Regions from separate parts of the Homo sapiens genome. Here region 1 is linked to region 2. The links are chromatin loops, found by intact Hi-C in ENCODE. Cell type or tissue: heart left ventricle. All regions are shown on one strand. Links, peaks and the distances in the headings refer to the core of each region. The heading gives the core; the rest is flanking DNA.

What was found. A loop is a pair of places that touch in the nucleus more often than their neighbours do. Peaks named below come from ENCODE experiments on the same cell type or tissue, not always from the same donor. Only the 100,000 strongest peaks of a DNase experiment are listed, where the experiment ranks them.
Region 1: it touches region 2 in a loop (2.1-fold over the local background); 3 of 110 quality-filtered maps call a loop at or near these places.

What each region holds. Positions count from the first base shown.
Region 1 is chr15:59,221,468-59,226,848 of GRCh38, reverse strand. MYO1E (myosin IE) reads left to right here. Exons shown (of 28, transcript NM_004998.4): 8 at 2,026-2,160; 9 at 3,658-3,790. Among named protein-coding and RNA genes, the nearest start is that of LDHAL6B, 17 kb to the right of the region's middle. In heart left ventricle, for the core only: no CTCF peak of the experiment used is centred there; a DNase peak (open chromatin) is centred at 2,148; H3K27ac peaks cover 476 bases.
Region 2 is chr15:58,977,463-58,982,843 of GRCh38, reverse strand. No RefSeq gene overlaps it. Among named protein-coding and RNA genes, the nearest start is that of RNF111, 7.5 kb to the left of the region's middle. RefSeq lists enhancers at 2,917-2,966, 3,357-3,456. In heart left ventricle, for the core only: a CTCF peak has its summit at 2,301 (motif pointing left); no DNase peak of the experiment used is centred there.

The DNA of each region.
Region 1 (5,381 bases), core at 159-5,158, 240 kb before region 2:
TCATCTGAGTCAGCTACTTTTATTTTATTTATTTTTTTATTTGAGACAGTGTCTTGCTCTCTTGCCCAGGCTGGAGTGCAGTGGCACAATCTTGGCTCACTGCAACCTCTGCATCCTGGGCTCAAATGATCCCCCTGCCTCACCCTCCCAAGTAGCTGGGACTATAGGCACATGCCACCACACCTGGCTAATTTTTGTATTTTTCGTAGAGGTGGGGTTTCACCATGTTACCCAGGTTGGTCTCTAACTCTCGGACTCAAGTGACCCACCCACCTCAGCCTCCCAAAGTGCTAGGATTACAGGCGTGAGCCATTGCACCTGGCCCTGATTCAGGTACTTTTGTAAAAGGTTTTTAAGTACTTAAAAAATATAATGATGTTAATAACCAAATTTTTTATGTTCTATTTACTTATTAGTATTTTATATTGAAGATCCACATTAGACTTTCTTCGAAGAAAGACCTGGTCACTGTTTTTTGTTTTGTTTTGTTTCATTTCGTGTTTAGTTTGTGGATCACTGGATTAGAAGGACATTAAACTGTGGAAGTAGCTCACATTCAATCTTTTCAATTACACACACATCTTAGGCAATGCCAAATAATTCTTTTAGTTTGTACCTGTTGGTTGAAAAAGTATATAAATGATTAAAACTTCTGTGAATTCAGTCATTTTTAAAATTGTATTAAAGCAACATATATAGATAAGTGAAAAATAATTATATATTTCACATAAATAATACCCAGTGCTAGATGGAAGTGTATAATGGATGTCAGGACTTCTTTAAATAAATGCAAGCCCCAACCCTCCCCCAGGAGTTCTCTGCCCTTAAGTCAGAAACCACCAGAATAGAGGCTGGGAACTGATGGGCGCAGGGGTTCAAGATTCTGACATGAAAGTAATTCTTGGCTGGGTGCGGTGGCTCACGCCTGTAATCCCAGCACTTTGGGATGCCAAGGTGGGTGAATCACGAGGTCAGGAGATCGAGACCATCCTGGCTAACACAGTGAAACCCTGTCTCTACTAAAAATACAAAAAATTAGCTGGCCGTGGTGGTGGGCGCCTGTAGTCCCAGCTACTCAGGAGGCTGAGGCAGGAGAATGGCGTGAACCTGGGAGGCGGAGCTTGCAGGGAGCGGAGATCGCACCAGTGCACTCCAGCCTGGGCGACAGAGTGAGACTCCGTCTCAAAAAAAAAAAAAAGAAAAGAAAAGAAAGAAAAAGAAATTCTTGAAGCTACGAAATACTTGGGAGTGGATGTGGGGAGAAAATCCTGCCACACAGGACCAGGGGACTTTCTAGATATGTAGGATCGGGAGGCATTGAAGAGCCAGCAGGGAAGTAGTTGAAGGATAAGGAGGAAAGCCAGGATCCTGCAGTGTCACCAAGCCAGGGAAGCCTCAGGGCGACATCGACAGGATCAAATGGTCAGAGCTCTTGGGCAAAAGGGACGAGCTGGGGTGTGGGGGCCAAAAAAAAGGCTGTTGGATTTAGGCACTGAAAAATAGCCATGCAAGGGTTCCGCCAGAGTGGTGAGGGGAGAAGCTAGAATGCAAGTGGTTATGTCATGGCAAGGAAGTAGATCCTGCAGCTTGGAGAAGTTCACAGTCAAGGAAAAGCTTCTAAAGAAGGCAAAGAGTACCAGAGAGCAGGAAGCTGCATGGCAGTTTTTTAACATGCACCCTGCAGTGAGAAACATGGAAAAGCCAGCTTAAAAAGCCATAGCAAGTTGGGCAGGAACTAAGTAATTAAAATCTGTTTTGCTTTCCACTCTTCCGAGGGTGGCAGTCCAGTTCCTTTCAGTGGACAATGGAAAATCCTCAGCTCTTGCAGGTCTTTCCAGAGTTAGGAATCAAAATTTGCAGAGATGACCTGGGGCTACTACAAGTACATATTTGGGGGCCAGGACTGCCTGTAATTTTAGAAAGCAGAGATAGAAAGTCCTTAGGGATGGTGGCTGCAGGATGCAGGAGTGACTTCGGGTGCCTTGTGGTCCACATCATGGCTCAACCTGTGTTCTCTTGCTCCAGCTCATCGAGGGCGCCTCTGCAGAGCAGAAACACAGCCTTGGCATCACCAGCATGGACTATTATTACTACCTGAGCCTCTCGGGCTCATACAAGGTTGATGACATTGACGACAGGCGGGAGTTTCAGGAAACTCTGGTAAGTGCTGGCGCAGGGCCAGGCAGGATCTGCTCTCCCAACTGGCCATTTCCTGTGGCCAAAAGGGCAGTGAAGGTTAATAAAGCAAAGAGCTGCATGAAATGTCCGCCTCTTTCTCTGTGAGCACTCTGTATGCTCATACATGTTTCAGTATCCTTAAACAGCCATGTGCCAGTTGCCTGAGGACCACTTAATGATTTGAGATGGGTAAAAAGAAATGAATTCATCATTATCACCCTGCAGGAGCTCTGATAAATAGGCAAAAATGATTCATACGTTGAGCATACCTGTTTGCTGATGGCCTACTCTATTCGTGAGCTATTTCCTTAGAAAAGCTAAGCAAACCGCACGTCTATGGACTGAATAGGTTTAGACATTTTGGAACGTCTTTAGTCTTTTCTCTTATTTCTTTTCTGGTTTTGAAGACTCTCTTCCCCTCTGTATTGTTTAGGGCAGAGGACCCTTTTTCTGTGCCATGCCCTTCACATTGCATGTATGTTATGGTCCAAGCTGTGAAACTAGGTAGATTATGGAGGGGTTCCATCCTGGGGGCAATAATGTAGAACTTTCTGGAGGTAGGCTGAACACCCACTTGGCCTCAAAGGCCTTCATTGCCACCCACTGCCCTTTGAGTCTGTTTCAAGCTGGGGACTATTCCTCAACCCAGATCCAGAACTGAGCAGTAGACTCTGAATGAGCAGCGTGGGTTCAGTACATTTGTGGTTGAAAGGGACAGAAAGTTCAAACAGACTGTGTCCTGGGTGCCAGGAAACAAAATGGTATCAACAGGTCACATGGCCTCAAAGCAGCTGCGGGGAAAAGTGCCAATAAGGAGTCTGCACACTGGTCCTAGAGTGTAGTTTTCTTAGGAGATGTTTCTCTTAAGATTTAGACATTTTAGCGGTATTTATTGCATTTAAGGGACCTCAGAAACTGGACTTTTAAATGATGCTTTTATTGGATTTCCTGGAGATTTTTCATTAAGATCCTTTTGCAAGTACAATATATTCTTATCCCTCCTGATGAAGGGAAAGATCTCGAGTCCACTTTGAGTAGGTGGAAAGGTCAGCAGCGACCTTCGAGGGGAAGCTGGCAACAAGAACACATCAAAGGATGAAGACAGGACTTGGAGACTTTGTGTACAACTACCACTCTTCCGAGTCTCTTTCCTCCTGGAGTATTCTCTTATTCCTGGAGGATGGCATGCTATGCTTAGAGACAGAAGTGCCCTTCCAGCATGACTTTGAGACGTGAGAAGAATGTGTGCATTGGGCAGTGACCATGTTGTACAAGAACGTCCTGCTGTCATCACAAGCTAAGCCACATGTGACTGCACAACCCAATCTTATGTTTTGGCTTTTTTTTTTTTTTTTCTTTGTAACTCGTCTGTACTTGTCACATCCTTATTTAGAGCAGCTGCTGTGCCTTGGCTTCTTCCTAAGGTGCTTTTAAAGCTGGTGACCAGCTTCTCTGGATAGTTTCTCTTTTCTCTTCCAGCACGCCATGAATGTGATTGGGATCTTTGCAGAAGAGCAAACGCTGGTGTTGCAGATAGTGGCGGGTATTCTCCACCTGGGAAACATCAGCTTCAAAGAAGTTGGCAACTACGCGGCTGTGGAGAGTGAAGAGTGTGCGTAGCCCTGGCATGTGGCCATTGAATGAGGGGTGGCTAGCTCTGATTAGAAGTAACCTAGCACTTTCCTTTGCTTAGATCTCAAATGGGAATATTGGGAAGAAGTGATAAATCTACATGTCCTCTGTGGCAAACAGAATGGCTTCACGAGAGACCAGACCTCTTCTATGCACCTGTCCCTGTCCTTACCCCCAGCCTTTCCAAGTCCCACACCATCGATTATTAATGGAATCGTTTCAATTTATCATTAACCTGGGGAAAGCTGGGAGGATTTCACACCTTGGTTTAAAGATAAAGTGATCTCTTTAATGGGGATTAGAGTAATGGCTTAATGCAAAAGATTTATTGTCTTTATCAAAACCTTTTCAGTAACTGGTCTTTAGGATCTAAATTCACTTACAGGTTTTAAAGAGCAAGCAATATAATATATGTAAATATGGGAAGCTCACAGCTTCACAGTTTGTTCCATGGATTGGATTACATTGGATTTCTGAACACAGAAAAAGATGGACATTGACTGTTGTGTTGACATTTCTGATGATCACTTTTAATGATCACATCTGTATACCTGGAGCCTCAACACCTAAATGGTCGTTTTTACTCTTTGAGAAAAAAAATCAGGGTTCTTCCTACAGAGAGGTGCTGCTGGTTACATGTGCCCAAAATCTACCATAAATACAGCGGCACATGACTTTAGCCTCTTAGGCATCAACAGCTTGCAGGCTGCTCTCAGAACCCACACATCCTTTAACCACCCAGGAAGACATTCTTCCTTTCTCAGCATTCTTTAAGGATGATAAATTTAGATGCTTAGTAATAAATAGCATCCCACTCATTGCTGACAATGCAGTGGGGATATTTCCATTCCAAATAAGGTTCTTTTTTTATGTTTTTGTTTTCTTTTCTGATAAAAGAGGGAAGTTCTGCTAACTTCTGATGTCTATCTGATAAAGAAAAAGATGAATTATGTTTACCAGGGAAGGGAGTAGAAAACAATAAATATACAGGGTGTCCATAAAGTCTAAAAACATGACCTAATAATCATAATAAGGATAACTATGTTTCTAAACTTTGTGTACATTATCCTTGACATTTAACAAATGCACATATATTTCCAGTAGGATCATTAACACTTGGCCTTTTAATTGTAACAGTGTTGGTTTGGTGGTAGTTTCTGTTGAAGTAGACTGGATTTTTTTTGCCTTCTTGGATAGTAAAATAATTTACTGCCTCTTTATGCTTGAAAACAAAATCATGACACTGAAACAGCAAACACTTCCCTAGATGTTTGAAACAAGAAGTGTTTTATTGCACATTGATGTCCAGAGTTAGTAGTCTTCTCAGCCAGATGGGTAAGGCCGAGCACTGGCAACTGCCCATGAAATTCCCTGACTAGAGGCGATGGAGGCATGGAGATTGGAAAAGGCTGAGATGGAAGCCAGAGAGGTCCAGGAAATGGGCCTCCCCCTACCAATAATTTCCTTTGATTTGGGGTTTTGTTCATTTGGTAATACATTAACGTGGCTTGAGGGGGTATGCAGTGAAAGTTCTCCCTTCTATACCTTTTCTAGTCCACTTGTTCCCCTCG
Region 2 (5,381 bases), core at 122-5,121:
TCTTTATTATATGTACATAGAAACAGATAGATAGTAATTAGACACAGCCCTTTATCCTACTAAACTGTTTTGCAATCAATGCAATCATAGATTCTGAAAAATTGAGGAGCTATTTAGCAGAAGGATAACCTCAAAAGACAATACCTTTGTGATGAGTACTTATCAACTAATAAATTTACAATTTTCTTTGGAAGGCAACTTTCAAGATATATTTGAAATATCAAGAGGCCAGGCGCAGTGGCTCATGCCTGTAATCCCAGCATTTTGGGAGGCCGAGGTGGTTGGATCACCTGAGGCTGGGAGTTCGAGACTTGGCTGGCCAACATGGTGAAACCCCGTCTCTACTAAAAACACAAAGAAATTAGCTGGGCACACGCCTGTAATCCCAGCTACTTGGGAGGCTGAAACAGGAGAATTGCTTGAACCCAGGAGGCGGAGGTTGCAGTGAGCCAAGATCATGCCGAACAGAGCAAGACTCTGTCAGAAGAAGAAGGAGAAGGAGAAGGAGAAGGAGAAGGAGAGGAAGAGGAAGAAGAAGAAGAAGAAGAAGAAGAAGAAGAAGAAGAAGAAGAAGAAGAAGAAGACGACTCAATAACTAATACTATCTCTGTGACTCTGTTTCTAAAAAACAGAGGTAACAAATTATGGACTAACCAGGGGACACAGAATGCCTGGAATTTTGCAGATGAGCAAAACTTCAAATATCATGATATGTTTCTGGTTATCAGGCCAAATTCTGGGCATGTCTGAGGCTCTCTCATTCTGTGAAAGTATATTTTTAAGATAAAAGTGTAGAAAAATGAAAGTGAAAGCTGCCATTCACCATTGGTAATGTAAGCCTAGAACCACAAGCAAGGATTTCCAACTGACTGATAACCATTCTCAGAAATAGTTTAGTCTTTTAATTACCAATATTTTTACACACTTGGTTAAAGTTAGTCAGAGGTTTACCAGTGAGCATTTTCATTAAGTTGTTGTTAACTCTTGAAATGCTTTTGCAATGTCGCTTTTAAAATTCAGAATTTTTAATGCGCTCACCTCTATTAGCAATCTTTTTTACAATTACAAGTTTCTGGCCAGGTGCAGGGACTCACATCTGTAATCTAAGTGCTTTGGGAGGCTAAGTTGGGACAATCACTTGAACCTAGGAGTTCAAGACCGGCCTGGGCAAAATAGTGAGGCTCCATCTCTACTAAAAATCCAAAAAAATTAGCAGGACATTATGGCATGTGCCTGTAGTCCCAGCTACTCAGGAGGCTGAGACAGGAGAATCACTTGAGCCTGGGAGATTTAGGCTGCAGTGAACTATGAACACGTCACTGCACTCCAGCCTGGGTGACAGAGTGGGACCTATCTCAAAAAAAACAAAAGTTTCTGATCATTGAAAAGTTAGACTGGATAACCTCCAAAGTGCCTTAAAGTTCTAACATTTCATATTTTGCTTCAGACCTAATTAGATTTATGAGAACGCTATATTACAATTTCAAGTGTGATTTACATACTGGCTACTTAGTTGCAAATTCAGAACAGGAAGTAAAGACACTTTGATGCATTTGCTTGTTATTATTTACAGATCATGCAAAGTTTTCCAAAATCATTTAAAAGTTTCTCTAAACTACATTAGTATTAGTTTTAATTGCACAAACTAATACTTGATTATGATTTTAAGTTACAGGATTGCAGAGACTGTGCTTTGCTCAGTTGAAAGATTATATAGTACATTGTTCTCAGGAGGCTGAGGCAGGAGGATCACTGGAGCCCAGGTACTCAGGGCTGCAATGTGCTATGAACGTGACTGTGAATAGCCACTACACTCCAGCCAGGGCAACACAGTGAGACCATGTTTCAAAAAAAAAAAAAGAAAGAAAAAAATTATTATACAGTACATTAAAAACACTGATATATTGGGGGACTGTTCAGAGATAAAGATATAGAAGAAGAAGAAGAAAGAGAATAAAATGAAAGTGCCCATGTGCTAAAAGGGAATTTTAAAAATTTATTCGATAACTTGAATCCAAACACCTTTAGCAGTCAGGGCTTCTGATAAGATTGTAATTATTTTTGACTTTTGACAGAACATAAATCACTATTATGCAACAGAAATTTGTAAATATTAGAGATTTTAGTTTAATATCTTAATTTTAAAATTTGCTTAAGTATTTTTAAATTCTGAAAATATCAAGTGATTAAGGTTGACAATCACGAAACTCTGAAACCCAATCTATTTAAATTATACCGATAAGAAAAATCTATTTTCAAACCGTTCACAATTTAGAATTGAGTTAAACTAGGAAAGAGTGCCACCTACTGAATCAAAATTGCTTAAACATCTCAACATTAAGTTCATTTTGCAAAACCTGTAAAGCTCTAGCATTTTTTTCCTCAAAGATGTACGTTTAAGATAATCTTCATACAGCAAATATTGTTTTATTTAATGAAATTTTCTTTTTCAGTAGCAGATAACAGACTAGACTGGCCACAGGTGTTTATCATCCCAACATCACCCTGACAAACGAGAAAGGAATTAAAAACGTACAAAACACAAATGAAAATGGGAGAAGGTCATTAGCAAGCAAGTTATTCCACCTAATATCTGAAAGATAAAAATCAGAGGACTAGTGATTGTTATAGCAAAGTATCAAAGCTACACCAGACCGGGCAGGGTGGCTCACGCCTGTAATCCCAGCACTTTGGGAAGCCAAGGCCGGCGGATCACCTGAGGTGGGAAGTCCAAGACCAGCCTGACCAACATGGTGAAATCCCATCTCTACTAAAAATACAAAATTAGCCGGGCGTAGTGGTGCACACCTATAGTCCCAGCTACTCAGGGGACTGAGCCAGAAGAATCGCTTGAACCCGGGAGGCAGAGGTTGCGGTGAGCCAAGATGGAGCCATTGCACTCCAGCCTGGGCAACAAGAGCGAGACTCCGTCTCAAAAAAAAAAAAGCTACACCATTAACTACTGTCAAAGAAGGCTGCACCAACAAGCAAGCTGCTATGCTTTGCAGAATACAAGACAGGCTATGGACTCAGGCCAAAGGCAAGGGAGGCCAACAGTAAAATGTAGAAATGAAACCAGAGGAGATTAATCATAAGTCTCTCTGGGCACAATCCCGTGAAACCTTTTCACCTCTCTCTCACCACATAAAGAAAATGTGGCATCTAGGCTTTTAAGTCCTAGGCTAAAAACAGGAGCAGGGAGTTCTGTAAAGAAACACATTGAAGTAATTGAGAAGAACCAGAACAGCTGGTGAGACAAGCAGTGATAAATACTTCACATTCTAAGATGTATAGGCCCCACCTGCCCACACATGCCTGGTGGTAGGCAGCACCCTTCCACACAGACATCACACTTAGGGTTTTCTTGGTTTTGGTTTTGGTTTTTTTTTGAGACAAGGTCTTGCTCTGTCGCCCAGGCTGGAGTGCAATGGCGCCATCTCGGCTCACTGCAACCTCCACCTCCCAGGTTCAAGCGACTCTCCTGCCTCAGCCTTCCGGGTAGTTGGGATTACAGGTGTGCACCACCATGCCCAGCTAATTTTTGTATTTCTAGTAGAGATGGGGTTTCGCTATGTTGCCAAGGCTGGTCTTGAACTCCTGGCCTCAAGTGATCCACCCACCTTGGCCTCCTAAAGCATTGGGATTACAGGTGTAAGCTACTGCGCCCAGCCACATTTAGTTTTCATAAACTTTTTTTTATTGTTTGTTTTTGTTTTTGTTTTTTGAGATGGAGTCTCACTCTGTTGGCATGGAGTCTCACTCTGTTGCCAGGCTGGAGTGCAGTGGCGTGATCTTGGCCCATTGCAGCTTCTACTTCCCAGGTTCAAGTGATTCTCCTGCCTCAGCCTCCTGAGTAGCTAGGACTACGGGTGCACACCACCACACCTGGCTAATTTTTGTATTTTTAGTAGAGACAGGGTTTCAAGTCCAGGTTTCAAGCTGGTCTTGAACTCCTGACTTCAGGTGATTCGCCTGCCTTAGCCTCCCAAAGTGCTGGGATTACAGGCATGAGCCACTGTGCCCAGCCGATAAACGGTTTTTAAATGACAATAGAGAATGGAGATAATTCAAAAAACATAAGAGGGAAAATATTTTAAACTCTCTAATATCCTCAGAAATTAAAAATGATACTGCATTCTTACAATAGGAAAATGATGTTATTTTTTAAAAAGGAAGAAAGAATCTTTAGAGATTAAAATACGATTCCTGAAATTAAAATTCAGTAGAAGGGTTAAAAGATAAAAGAAAGACAATATTCCAGCATATAAGACAAAAAGAAAAATAAATGTGAAGGAAAGGATAAGAGAGATAGAAGTCCAACCCTAGAAGTAAAATATCTAATAGAAGCAAGGTACGGTGGCACACACCTATAATCAAGGAGGATTCCTTGAGCCCAGGAGTTTGATGCCAGCCTGGGCAACACAGAGAGAGCCCCATCTCATTTAAAAGAAAAAAAAAAGTCTAATAAAAGTTCTTCCAAGGGAGAACAAAGAAAATGGAAAAAAGAAATTAAAAAAAAAAAGAAATAAAAATGTCCCAAAACTGAAAAGGAATTCTAAAATTCTAAAATCATGTATTCATTCACCCATTGATGGACACTCAAGCTTCCATATTTTGATGATCATAAATAATGCTGCTATGAGCATTCATGTACAGGTATCTGTGTGAGTTCCTGTTTTCATTTCTTATGGGTATATACCTATGAGTGGAATAGCTGGGTCAAATGGTAATTCTATGACTATCTTTTTGAGGAACTGCCAAACTGATCCACAGTGGCTGCATTGCACCATTTTACATTCTCATCAGCATTATATGAGGATTCCAATTTCTCCTATCCTTGTCAACACTTATTATTGTGTGTCTGTTTAATTATAGACATCCTAGTGGGTGTGAAGTAGCATCTCATTGCAGTTATATTCTGTTTTATTCTTTTAATGATTGCCTTAGCAATTACCACATTCATCCTTACCTATTAAAATCTAGTATTGTTACATTTAATATCCTCTTGATCAAGAATCCATAAATTGCTTTAAAATATTTACCAGCTGGGCACAGTGGCTCATGCCTGTAATCCCAGCACTTTGGGAGGCCAAGGCAAGTGGATCACTTGAGCCCAGGAGTTCAAGATCAGCCTGGGCAACATGGTGAAATCCTGTGTCTACAAATAATTTTAAAATTAGCTGTGTGTGGTGGTGCATAACTGTAGTCCCAGCTACTTGGGAGGCTGAGGTGGGAGGAGCATTTGAGCCTGGGATGTGGAGGTTGCAGTGAGCAATGATTGTGCCACTGCACTCCAGAGTAAGACTACTGTCTCAAAAACATAAACAAAAAAAAAATCTACTATATACACTCCCTCCACACACACACATACCATTTGTGAT